Linked DNA regions of Homo sapiens: region 1 is linked to region 2. Evidence: chromatin contacts called from ENCODE Hi-C or POLR2A ChIA-PET data. All regions are on one chromosome and are shown on one strand. Each heading gives the region's core, a stretch centred on a gene start or an enhancer-like site at or near the end of the contact. The rest is flanking DNA. Distances are from core to core; before and after follow the strand shown. Region 1 overlaps DPYSL5 (dihydropyrimidinase like 5). Region 2 overlaps DPYSL5 (dihydropyrimidinase like 5).

Region 1 (5,763 bases), core at 2,074-4,573, 51 kb before region 2:
CTCCCCCAAATAGGGGCCATTATTATCCTCATTGTTCAGATGAGGAAACTGAGGGCTCATATTCTCATCTATTAGGCTGGAGGGACCTTCTTCCCATTCATTCAGGAGAGGGGTGGCTAAAGATGGAGGTGATCAGAGGAGACTGAGAGGAGAGCTGAGGAAGCACAGGTCCTTTGTCCCAGACTTCTTAGCAGAACAGGAAATAAAACCAAAATCCCAGATGGAAGGTTTTGGGGGAAATCAGGAGTGTTGGTCTGAGCCAAGGTGAGGCTTAGGAAAACCATTTGGAAAATGCACCGCAGAGTCAACCAGAGAGGCAGTAACAGGGCTTGGCTGAAGTTACCATGCTGTTGTAATGGGCCCACTCTGAACCAGGAGCTGGGGCACAGAAAGCACTCTGGAAGAGCTGAGGGGCTGGGAGCCCAGGGGTCAGGGATGGCCGACAAAGGGGTCCAGGCAGAAGTCCAGCACAGCCACAGAATGGGAAGGGGTCCCAGGGCATGCTGAGTTTGGTTTGGAGCTCAGAGCGACATTTGCATTACTCGGTTTGTTAGAAATGCAGTTCAATTCTCCGATGGTCCATGGAGGCAGGGCAATGGTGGGAGAAGCCTGAACTCTGGAGCCTGACAGACCTGGATTTGGTTTCTGGCTGTGTCCCTGAGGAGTCCCCTGGTCTTTAGTAAGTAGGCCTGGCTTGGGTGGATGGGGTACCATTCCCTGCAGGAGGTATCCCTGGAAGAGGAGTGGGGTTGTATGGAGGACACGGAGCGTGTTAGGTTAGGCTTTGGGGCATCCAAGGCACAATGTCCAGTAGGGAGGTGCACAGAGGTGGCTGGGCTGCAGCTGTAAATGGGAGTCATCAGTAACAGATTACACAGGAGGAGAGGGTGGGTAAGAGGAAGAGACACTCTGGAATAGGACCCTGAGAGGCCACAGCATAGGAGAGCATCAAGATTAAGACAAGACCAGGAAGGAGACTGGGAAGGAATTGCAAAGAAGTAGGAGGAAGCCCGGGGGTATGGGGTTATGGAAGCCAAGCAAAGCCTCTTACCAAGGCACAGAAACTTCCTGGGCTCACTGGCTTCAAGAAGAGGTGAGCTCCCCTTAGAGGTTAAGATGCAGGCCCTCCCTGGGAGTCCTGAGTTCCTGCTCCCCGTAGGTGAGTAGCCCAGGGACCTTTCTTGTCCCAGGGACAAAGAACACATCTGTTCAGGAAGCCCTGATTTCAGCCTGCCCTGGCTCCTGCTTAACAGGTGGACAGATCCCAGGTGCACCCCACACTGCCAGCAGCCACTGCTGAGAAGTGAGAGAAAGGTCTGTGATTCTGTGTGAAATCCCTGCTTCCCCTCCTCCCTTCAGCCTCATCAATAAAGAACAGGCCTGATTGGTAAGCTGTAGGGAGCAGCCAGGTCATGCATGGGTCAGGAGGCTGTGCAAAAGCCCCTGCCCCTCCTTCCCTTCTGTCACAAATTCCTAAGTACAAAGGGGCACTGGCTCCAGGGCTGCCCCAGCAATGCCTGGAAAGACTAGAGGACCCCCCAGGGAAAGATGGTTCCGAGGTCTGCAATTCTCACCCCTGGAGGGCTTCAAAGCAGCAAGGGGGCGCTCCCTTATAGAAGGCTCTTGGATGAAACTAGACACAGAGAGAATCTACCGGAAGGGTACAGACCAGCCCAAAGACCTGGTCCCTTTCTGCCTCCTGCATCAGCGCAGCGAGGTACTCTCCCATCTAATCTTCACAGCCATGTGAAACAGACATGGTCATCTTCTCAGTTTTTGAGAGACCAGCCAAGGCTGCGATCCAGGTATTTTTACTCCGTATCCCAGATTCTTCTGTAATACTGGAAACCGGTCTGATGCTGCTGCTGAAATAGTAACTCGGCACAGAACCTCCCAGCCTGGGCGATCCCTCCCTGGCTTCAGGGTCTCCCAGAGGGTGTACTTAAAATAGAACACTGATAAGTTAGTATATATATCAGCTCTAACACTTTTTTTTTTTTTTTTTTACATTTTGGAACTAGAAATACATGAACACCCACTGGTGAGAGAAATGTAAAAGCATGCATGGTTTTTATGGTGAGACACGAAGCACATTTCCATGCTGAAGACATTTCCTTTAAGCCCTGGAATGAATTGGGTGAATTCCCAGACATGGCAGATCAGCGAGTCCCAGGGATACAGAAGCAGCCTGCTAGCAAAAGTGACATCACTCTCACTGAAGTCATCAGGCCACTGTGGCATTAGCTCCTGGGTTTAACACACTTTCAGGAAAGAAATTAACATTTACTGACAGCCTACTATGTGCAATGTTGTTAATATTTATTATCTTACTTGATTCTCAAAATGACTCTGTAATGGAAAGCAGGAACTCAAATAGGTATTTGTACACCCATGTTCATAGCATTCACAGCAGCTAAAAGGTGGTAGCAACCTAGGTATCCATAGACAGATGAATGGAGAAGCAAAATGTGGTTATCTACATACAATGGAGTATTATTCAGCCTTAAAAAGGAAGGACATTCTGACACCCGCTGCAACATGAATGAATCTTGAGGACCTTATGCTAAGTGAAACAATCCAGTCACAAAACAACAAATACAGAATGATTCCATTGATATGAGGGACCTGGAGTAGTCAAATTCAGAGACAGAAAATAAGATGGTGATTGCCAGGGACTAGGGGAGGGAGGAATGGGGAATCACTGTTTAATGGGAACTTCTTATTCATTCACCCTCATCAATAGAGAGCCAGTGGGGAAGATGAAAACGTTTTGGAGGTGGGCAGTGGTGATGGTTGCACAACAATGCGAATGTACTTCATGCCACAGAACCATACGCTTAAAAACAGTCAAAACGGTAAATTTTATGTTGCATGTTTACACAATAAATACTTTTTAAAATAACTCTAGGGGAGGGGTTACTCCTCTCATTTTACAGATAAGAAAACTGGGGCCTGAGAAAATCACATAGCCAGACTCTAGAGCCCCCTGATTTCCTTTACACAATGCTGGAGTAGCCCTGGCCTGACGGAGGGGCTCCCCAGCTCCAAGATTCCTCAAAGAATGGAGAAAAACCCAAGTGAAATCGGACCTAACTGCAGCTTAGAAACAGAGGGGTAAGTGCGGCTTGGGCTTGAATTACAGGGCGAAAACTGAGAATTGTGCCAACATGTAAAATGATGAAATGAGGAGCTCCAGGCTTCTCTCTAATCCAGAATGATTATCTTCACTGCCGAGCATCCAATTTAAATTCATTGTGTTTAATACAAAGCCACAGTACGGAGCCGGCTGGCTCCCGACATGCGGTTTCCATGGAGACTGGAGAGGCTCCTCAGAGGAGCTGTGTGGCATAGGGAATGTGGCTGCCAGCTTCCGGAGAGCCGCTCTGAAACAGAGGCACACTGAGAGGCCCTTTGTCACCCACATCCTTAGCAAAACCCCTTCTAACCCCAAAAAGGGACGTTTACAGGCCAGCAGGCCATGATGATGTTTATTAAACATCCAGGCTACCCACGGATGCCAGAGAGCAATAAGACACATGTAACTCCGCTTTCTCCATCCTTCAGCTGCCTCAACGTGGCAAGACCCTCATTTTAGTCCCAAAGCTAAGGTGTGACAGTGCCATAAAGCTGACGAGAGGCCGCCCTGGAAATGTGGTTTCCAGGAACGGGGGCTGTGAGTCAATGGGCGGCAGACAGGCCTGCCCTGCCCTTATTAGCTTGGCAAGTTATTTCACCTCTCTGGGACGCTGCTTTCTGCCTGCAAAGGAAGGATGATAAGATCTGCCCGAGGGGCCTTCAAAGATCAAAATAAGTGATGAATGGGTGTGGAAGTGCTCTGATGGGTGGGCCTGAGGTCTGGACCTGACAGCTCAGGGGCATCCCGATTGCAGAGGGGTTGGGGGATGGACGCCTAACCTCAGGTCCTGTGAGAACCATGTGCTGCCACGCACCAGCTCGGGGTCTGTGGTCCCAGATCCCCTCAGGGGCTGAACACACCCCATTTTGAGCACTGTATTTTCCACCTGGTGGGAAAAATATATTCTTTGATGGCCACTAAGTCTAGGGCTTTGAGATTGAGAGCCAAAGTGCCCTCCTAAACCTAAGTCCTGGAGTGTGTTTTGCCTGGCAGTGTGAGAATCAAGGCACTAAACCAGAAAAGAGAAGCTCCAGCCCAGGCCTGACGGTAACAAAGGATTCTGTAAAGAATGGAAACCTGACTGAGGGAAAGGGAGAGGGGCGATGGTTCAGTGGTTAGATTCAGTCCAGGAAAAGTTTAATCCCAATCTAGTCCTTTCAGGAGCCCCCAGCCTACCCCTCTTCTCCACCAACTCTAAATCTAAGGCAAGAGGAAGCATGCGCTCTTCCCCTTGATGTCATTGTAATTTACTTTAAATTAGACATGGATGATACGAAGACAATATATTTACATCAATATTTATAATCATGTCATAGATTTTTCCCTCCAAATAACTTGAGAAAATTTTAAAGAAAATTCCTGACTTTTAGCCAACAGAAAGGGACCATGTTAAGGACTGAGAATGTTGATCAAGTGCTTGGTTAATGCATTCGTTTCTCTATGTTTTTGATTTGCAGCCTGCACTAAACTATTTGCTTCCAAGGACATAAAATAGTCATACAACTTTGAAAAAGAACAGAGTTGGAAGACATACACTGCCCGCTTTCAAGACTTACTGTAAAGTTACAATAATTAAGAGACTGTGGTATTGGTGTAAAAATAGACAAACAGATCAAAAGAAGAGAAGAGTCCACAAATAGGCTGGCACATGTATGGTCAATTGATTTTTGACAAGGGATAATCTTTTCAACAAATGGCTCTGGAACAATTGGATAGCCATTTGCAAAAAAAAAAAAAAAAAAACTGAACATAGATACCACATACCATGTATAAAAATTAACTTAAAACAGATCATAGACTGAACTGTAAAAGCTAAAATTACAAACTTCTAAAAGAAAACATAGGGGAAAATCTTAGAGACCTTGGATTCTGAAAAAATTTCTTGATTATAGCACAAAAAGCATGAAGTAGAAATAAAAAAATCGATAAATTGGACTTCAAAATTAAAAACTACTGCTCTTCAAAAAACACTTAAGAAAATGAAAAAGTAAGTAACAGACTGGGAGAAAAATTTGCAAAACATATATCTAATAAATGGCTTGTAATTAGACTATATAAACAACTTTTGGGCTGGGTGTGGTGGCTCACACCTGTAATCCCAGCACTTTGGGAGGCTGGGGCGGGCAGATCAACTGAGGTCAATCATTCAGGACCAGCCTGGCCAACTGGTGAAACCCTGTCTCTACTAAAAAAAAAAAAAAAAAAAGAAGAAGAAGAAAGAAAAAAAGAAAACAACTCTTATATTCAGATTTTTAAAAGCCAACAACTTACTAAAACATGGGTAAAAGGTGTGAGCAGACACTTCACTGAAAACATATAGAAGGCATATAGGCACATGTAAAGACATTCAACACTAGTCACTAAGGAAATGCACATTGTAACCACACTGAGATACCACTACACACCTATTAGAACGGCTAAAATTAAAAAGACTGACCACAACAAGTGGTGGGAATGATATGGAGTCACTACTGATGGGGAAAAAAAAATTGTTACAACCACTTTGGAAACCAGGTGGCAATTTCTTAAAAAGCTAAATGTAGACCTACCATAAAACAGACACATTCCACTTCCGGGTAATTACCCAAGGGAAATAAAAGCCTATGTCCACACAAATATATGTATAT
Region 2 (5,827 bases), core at 573-3,072:
TTAAAAAATGTGGCTTCAACAGTCACAAAAGGCCACATATTGTACGATTCTATGTATATGAAATGTTTAGAATCAGCCAATCCCTAGAGACAATACGTAGATTAGTGGTTGCCAGGGGCTGGAGGGTTGGGGAAGAGATGGTAGTGGAAGAAACAGAGAGTGACTGCTAATGCGTATGGAGTTTCTTTTGGGGTGGCAAAAATGTGGTAAATTTAGACTATGGTGATGACTACACAACTCTGTGAACACACTAGAAACCATTGCATTGCACACTTAGTATGGGTGAACTCTATGGTATGAAAGTTGTATCTCAATACTCAATAAAGCTGTTCAAGCAGGCTTCAAAGATATTTCCAACTTGTACCAGGGTGCTGCAGGCCCAGCCCACAAGCTCCCAGGGGTATGAGCTCCTTTTCCTTTACCATTCTGGGCAAGATTTGAGAAGCAGTGATAGGAAAGGAATGGAAACTCCAGCCTGGTCCACAAGTCAAGAAAATAGGTACATGCCTGGGGGGCAGGTCAAGACTGTCCCACACTCCTGGTCAGCAGCTGAAACTGAGCCAGCTTAAAGGGGGAGGATGCCAATGGCCTGGGGCCCATGTCAGAGCTGTGGCCAAGAGTGCCAGGGCTAGTATGGCTCCACACAGCTGAACATTGGAGGAAGGGGTGGGCCAGGGGCAATGCAAGTGGTTGGCTCAGTGAAAAAGTGAAGGGACATTCTGGTGACATGTGGGAAGGGACTGGGCTCCCCATATGGATTCTGAGGAAGATAATTATGGAGGTGGGTGGTGGGGGAAAGGGAGCCTCTCCTCCCGCTGTGTTGGAGAGAGGCCCTCAGAGTGCATGTGTCAGATGCTACAGGGTCTATTCCAAAAAGGGGATTCCAAGGGGAGGGCACCTCAACAAGTCCCCTCCCCTCCACCTGAACAAAACCCAACAAAAACACCAGGGGCAGGCAGAAACAGCTTCTGGAATAGGCTGTACACATTGAAAATGGCCATGTAATGGGGTGCTGATCACTCCTGCAACTGCTTCTAGTAAATTCCTCTGCACAGCTCCGTCCCAGCCTCCCTTCCCACCAACTTAGTCAATACAGCTGCCCCACTCTGCTGGACCTCCACACAGAGGCTGGATGTGCCTGGCATCCCGGTGACTTCCACCAGCCTTGTCACAGTCAGGCACACAGCGGCTCTCTGCCAACATCCAGGCAGAAGCCAGGGAGCAGGTAGGGATGGGGAGGGGGAAGGAAGAGTGCAGACCCAGAAGAAAAATAATCAACAAACATGCAATGGCTTCCTGGGGCAAAATGAGCCAGGAAAACGTGGACAATAAATGATGAGATTATCATAGCTTGGGGGACCATACCTCCCAGTATGCCTGGCATAGACCCAGTTTATCCCTATAGACCCAAGTAGATCATTAATAGCAAATAATAATCACTCTCCAAAGTGCTCTGCTTTGAAATATAAATTATATGACCACCCAAGTGAGAGCACTTCAGGCAATTATTGTGAGATACATTCACGAAAAGAAAGAGAAATAAATTCAGCTCAACATATTCATTGATAACCAACTTGCTGAGGGGCCTTGCGCCAAGTGCCACAAGAGAGCCCTGTATTAGTTTTCTATGCTGTGTAACAAATGATCACAAATTTAGTGGCTTAAAACAACACAAGCTTATTTCCTCACACTCTGTGGGTCAGGAGCCCTGGGTCCTCTGCTTAGAGCCTCACAAGGCTGCAATCAAGATGCTGGATGAGCTATGTTTTCATCTGGAGACCTGCCTGGGGGAGAACTTATTTCCACACTCAGTCACATTGTTGGCAGAATTCATTTCCACATGGTTGCAGGCTCTCAGCTAGAGGACACCCTCAGCTCCTAGAAGCCACCAATTTCTTGCCAAGTGGGCTTTCCCAAAATAGCCACTTACTTCATCAAGCAAAAAGAGTCTCCAAAAGGAGTTTGCTAGCAAGATAAGGTATTATATAACATAATAAGGGAAAGGACATTCCCATCACCCCTGTTGTATCCTATTAGTTAGAAGCAGGTCACAGGTCCTGCCACATTCAAAGATAGAGGATTACATAAGAGTGTGAACACCAGGAGTTAGAGATCATGGCCGGGGGATGGCATGAATCTGTCTTCACGTCCTTAGAGAGAAAACATGTCCACAAGTAATTGAAACACAAGGCAAAATGAAATGAATGCTCTACATGAGGAAGCCAATTCTATAGGAGCATCCAGAGGCTTCCTAACCCATCATCCGAGACCAAAGAAGGCAAAAATCACCATTCTCTCTGCACCGATACCACTCACTGAAAGCTAAAGTGCCCTGTGGGTTCCTCCTCTGTGAAATGACTAAACGTTCTCTAAAGTTCTTTTAGACCCAATATCCTATGATGACACCTGGCCCAGTGCAGGTATTCATCAAGCACTTGCTGCCTGAAGGAAGGGATGAAGGGATGAGCAGACACACACATCACACACATTGTGAACCTGTGGGAAGGTTCACAATGCCCAGTTAGTGCTTCTCATCTTCTGTGTCCTACAGTTCCAACCAAGTTTTCCTCTGAATAAAAAAGACTCAAAGGGGAAATATTGGAAAAGCTATTTGATAGTCAGCAATAATGGGTCATACCTACTTCCTGATCTCAGAGCCTTTCTTGTTTGAATGGGCAGTCAAAAAAACACAGTCTGTCTGTTCAGTAAGCCTGAAAGCCCAACTCTGTATGCTTGTGTCTTATTTCGGAGGCCTGCATCTGGGGGTCCGTTTGGGAACATAAGCCATCCACATGGGCCCAAGAACTTCACCCTCCTCAAGTCTTGTTGAGTCTCTGACAGGGTGAGCCAGAGCCAGCCACGGGTGACAAATTATTATTACTGTTTAGACAGGTAAAACATAGACATGATAAACATTTAAAGCCATGTAAATTGTGAGTTTTCCCAGCTCCTCCCTGACCCCTCCAGAGACAAGCAACATCATAGGTTTTGTTGTGTTTCCTTCCATGGATGGTCTATGCATATTTAAGTATATATTTCACATTACATAATGTATTACAGAAAGGGTGGCACGCATTAAATATTGTTCTGCATTGTTTTCCTCCCATTCAATGATATATATTAGAGATTGTTCTACATCAGAACAGAAATACCTGCCTTATTCTTTGTAATGGCTGTATGGTATTCCTTTGTAAGGACGTGTCATAGTGCATTCCATTCATTCTCCAATGATAGGTCATGTCTAATTTTTTCCTAGTACAAATAGTGCTGCAATAACAGCCCTTCCTATTTTTCATCAAGCACATGTGCTTGTATATCTTTAGGAAAAATTGCTAGCAGTGGTACTGCTGGGTTAAAAGGAATGTGCAGTTTTAATTTTGATAGATAGTGTCAAACTGCAAATCTGCCAGTTTTCACCAATGAAGAATTGTGACAGCTCAGCAGCAACACAGGGTGTCTGTCACAGGACATCAAAGCAGTCAGGACAGCATCCAGTCTGCATCTTCTCATTTGACAGACACAGGAGGGGAGAGGCGTTGTGCTAAACTTCTCCTTATGTGAGGGAGAAGTTTACATTCTCCAATTGTCATATTGTCCAGCCTGTGTCCATTTGACAATCATGTCCCTTTGATTGTTTTTATATACATTTATATGTCACAAAGCACCTAATTTAGCATCTGGACAATACCATTAGCTCCACTTAGCACTTACCACACTCCCACCAGACTCAGTGCACGTTTTCACTTTAGTCCTCTAGAAGCCTGTGAGGACGATATTAGCATCCCTTTAGTTCACAAGGAAACTGAGGCTTGAGGAGATAAAATGACTTTACCCAAGATCTCTCGTGCCTAGGAAGTAACAGTCAGGATTCCAACCCCATTTCTCTCCCATGCACTAGCTCCTTCCTGGAAATCGCACTGCCCGTTGCAGGCACTCAGGAAATAGGTGCAGGTCTGAGAGGAGGTTCAAGCCCATCTCAAACAACAGCCCAAGGCAAGTTAAGTGCACAGTTATCAGACAGTAAACCTCTCTCTCCCTTGCCAGGCAGCACTAACATTCATTTCCATTTCTGGCTATTTGCACTCTGTTACCAGATACTCAAACTTAGCAATGGGTGCGTCTCATAACCGAATCATCTCTCTGCAACACCAAGACCATTTAATTTCTGTCATAATGGCCAACATCAGGTGCTATCTGCCACTGAGACAGCACAATTTTATAGAATTAATTGATAAAAATCAGCTTCACTTGGAATCTTTTGTCCTCCAAATTATTCCTGTTAATGACTGAGTAGCTCACACAATTTTATTCCTACTTTCACACAAATTCTTCAATGACCAACTTGCCAATTAAGGCTGATTAGAAAGTATTTGCTGATCAGGAAACTTTGTGAAGTTGGTCCTGAAATAAAGGAATTAACAGGTATTTATACATTTCTCTTAATGTGAAAACTATCAGGTACTATAGATAGAATTGTACCCCCTATGCCAAAAACATTTGGAAAAAAAAAAAACACAATCTCTATTCTCAAAAACATATTATCAGCTAGGTATGAAAATGATATATGTGATGTTCACAAAGATACGAATGAGGATTTTTGTGGTTGTACTATCTAAAATAATTAAAAACTTGAACATAACCTTAATGTTCATCAATAAGTAAATGCATAAATAGAATCTAATAACATATGAAAACAAAATGAATTAAAAAAATGGAATCTAGTACATTCCAACGGAACTGAAGACTGCCATTTAAAAGCTTCAATTTGTAAATTAGATAGAGACATGGAAAAGTTTTGATGAAAGAACAGAATATGAAATAATTTCCATGCCATGGTAACAACTCTGTAAAAATTTATGTAAACATATGGACAAAGGCTTGAATGGAATCAGCCAAAATTACATTAGCTAGGCAAACAAAATTGTCTATGGGTGGTTTATAATTGATTAAATATTGGAGTATTAGATTTATATATTTTAAAGTACAAAATTAGGCCAGGTGTGGTGGTGGATGTCTGTAATCCCAGCACTGTAGGAGGCCAAGGCGGGGGGATTGCTTGAGACCAGCAGTTCAAGACCAGCCTGGGCAACATAGGGAGACCCTATCTCTACGGAAAAAAAAAAAAAAAAATAGCTGGGTGTGGTGGCATCCACCTGCACCTGTGGTCCCAGCTACTTGGGAGGGTGAGGTGAGAGGATTGCTTGAGCCTGGGAAATCGAGGCTGCCCCAATCATGCCACTGCACTCTAGCCTGGGTGACAGAGTGAGACCTTGTCTCCAAAAAAAAAAAAAATTAAATCCTATATTATAAAAGATATGAAATATGAAATATTTAAGTGCTTAAGGGACTCAGAGTTTAAGCAGTAAGTCGAGGTTTTAAAGAAATGTTAAGTCTGGGCTGGGTGCGGTGGCTCACGCCTGTAATCCCAGCACTTTGGGAGGCCGAGGCGGGCAGATCACGAGGTCAGGAGATCAAGACCATCCTGGCTAACACGGTGAAACTCCGTCTTTACTAAAACTACAAAAAATTAGCCGGGCTTGGTGGCGCGTGCCTGTAGTCCCAGCTACTCAGGAGGCTGAGGCAGGAGAATGGTGTGAACCCAGGAGGCGGAGCTTGCAGTGAGCCGAGATCGCGCCTCTGCACTCCAGCCTGGGTGACAGAGAGAGACTCCGTCTCAAAAAAAAAAAAAAAAAAATGTTAAGTCTGATCTCATTCACTTGTTTGTATAAAGACAAATACCAAACATGGCAGACCACATGCTAAAAAAAATCTTTCTCAGGAACAATTTGGGCTGTGAATGGATCACATAAGGCAAAAACCAGCCAAG

Evidence for each region. A loop is a pair of places that touch in the nucleus more often than their neighbours do. ChIA-PET counts read pairs that join two places held with the same protein, here RNA polymerase II (POLR2A). Pooled maps may share reads with other maps.
Region 1: a map of dorsolateral prefrontal cortex shows a loop between it and region 2 (2.5-fold over the local background). The contact joins two enhancer-like sites. A Hi-C loop is called at or near these places in 8 of 168 maps with a recorded cell type or tissue (IMR-90, K562, PC-9 and 4 more) and 1 of 50 pooled maps. POLR2A ChIA-PET finds 5 or more read pairs at or near these places in 5 of 52 experiments (A673, K562, PC-9 and 2 more).

Annotation. Positions count from the first base shown.
Region 1 is chr2:26,910,196-26,915,958 of GRCh38, reverse strand. The region is part of intron 2 of DPYSL5 (dihydropyrimidinase like 5); the gene reads right to left. Among named protein-coding and RNA genes, the nearest start is that of MAPRE3, 58 kb to the left of the region's middle. RefSeq lists enhancers at 1,807-2,763, 2,952-3,589 and a silencer at 3,164-3,458. Within about 2 kb of position 3,323, at least 3 of the 41 ENCODE cell types and tissues checked have a DNase peak (open chromatin) inside an H3K27ac peak, as active enhancers do.
Region 2 is chr2:26,858,039-26,863,865 of GRCh38, reverse strand. The region is part of intron 1 of DPYSL5 (dihydropyrimidinase like 5); the gene reads right to left. Among named protein-coding and RNA genes, the nearest start is that of DPYSL5, 13 kb to the right of the region's middle. Within about 2 kb of position 1,822, at least 2 of the 41 ENCODE cell types and tissues checked have a DNase peak (open chromatin) inside an H3K27ac peak, as active enhancers do.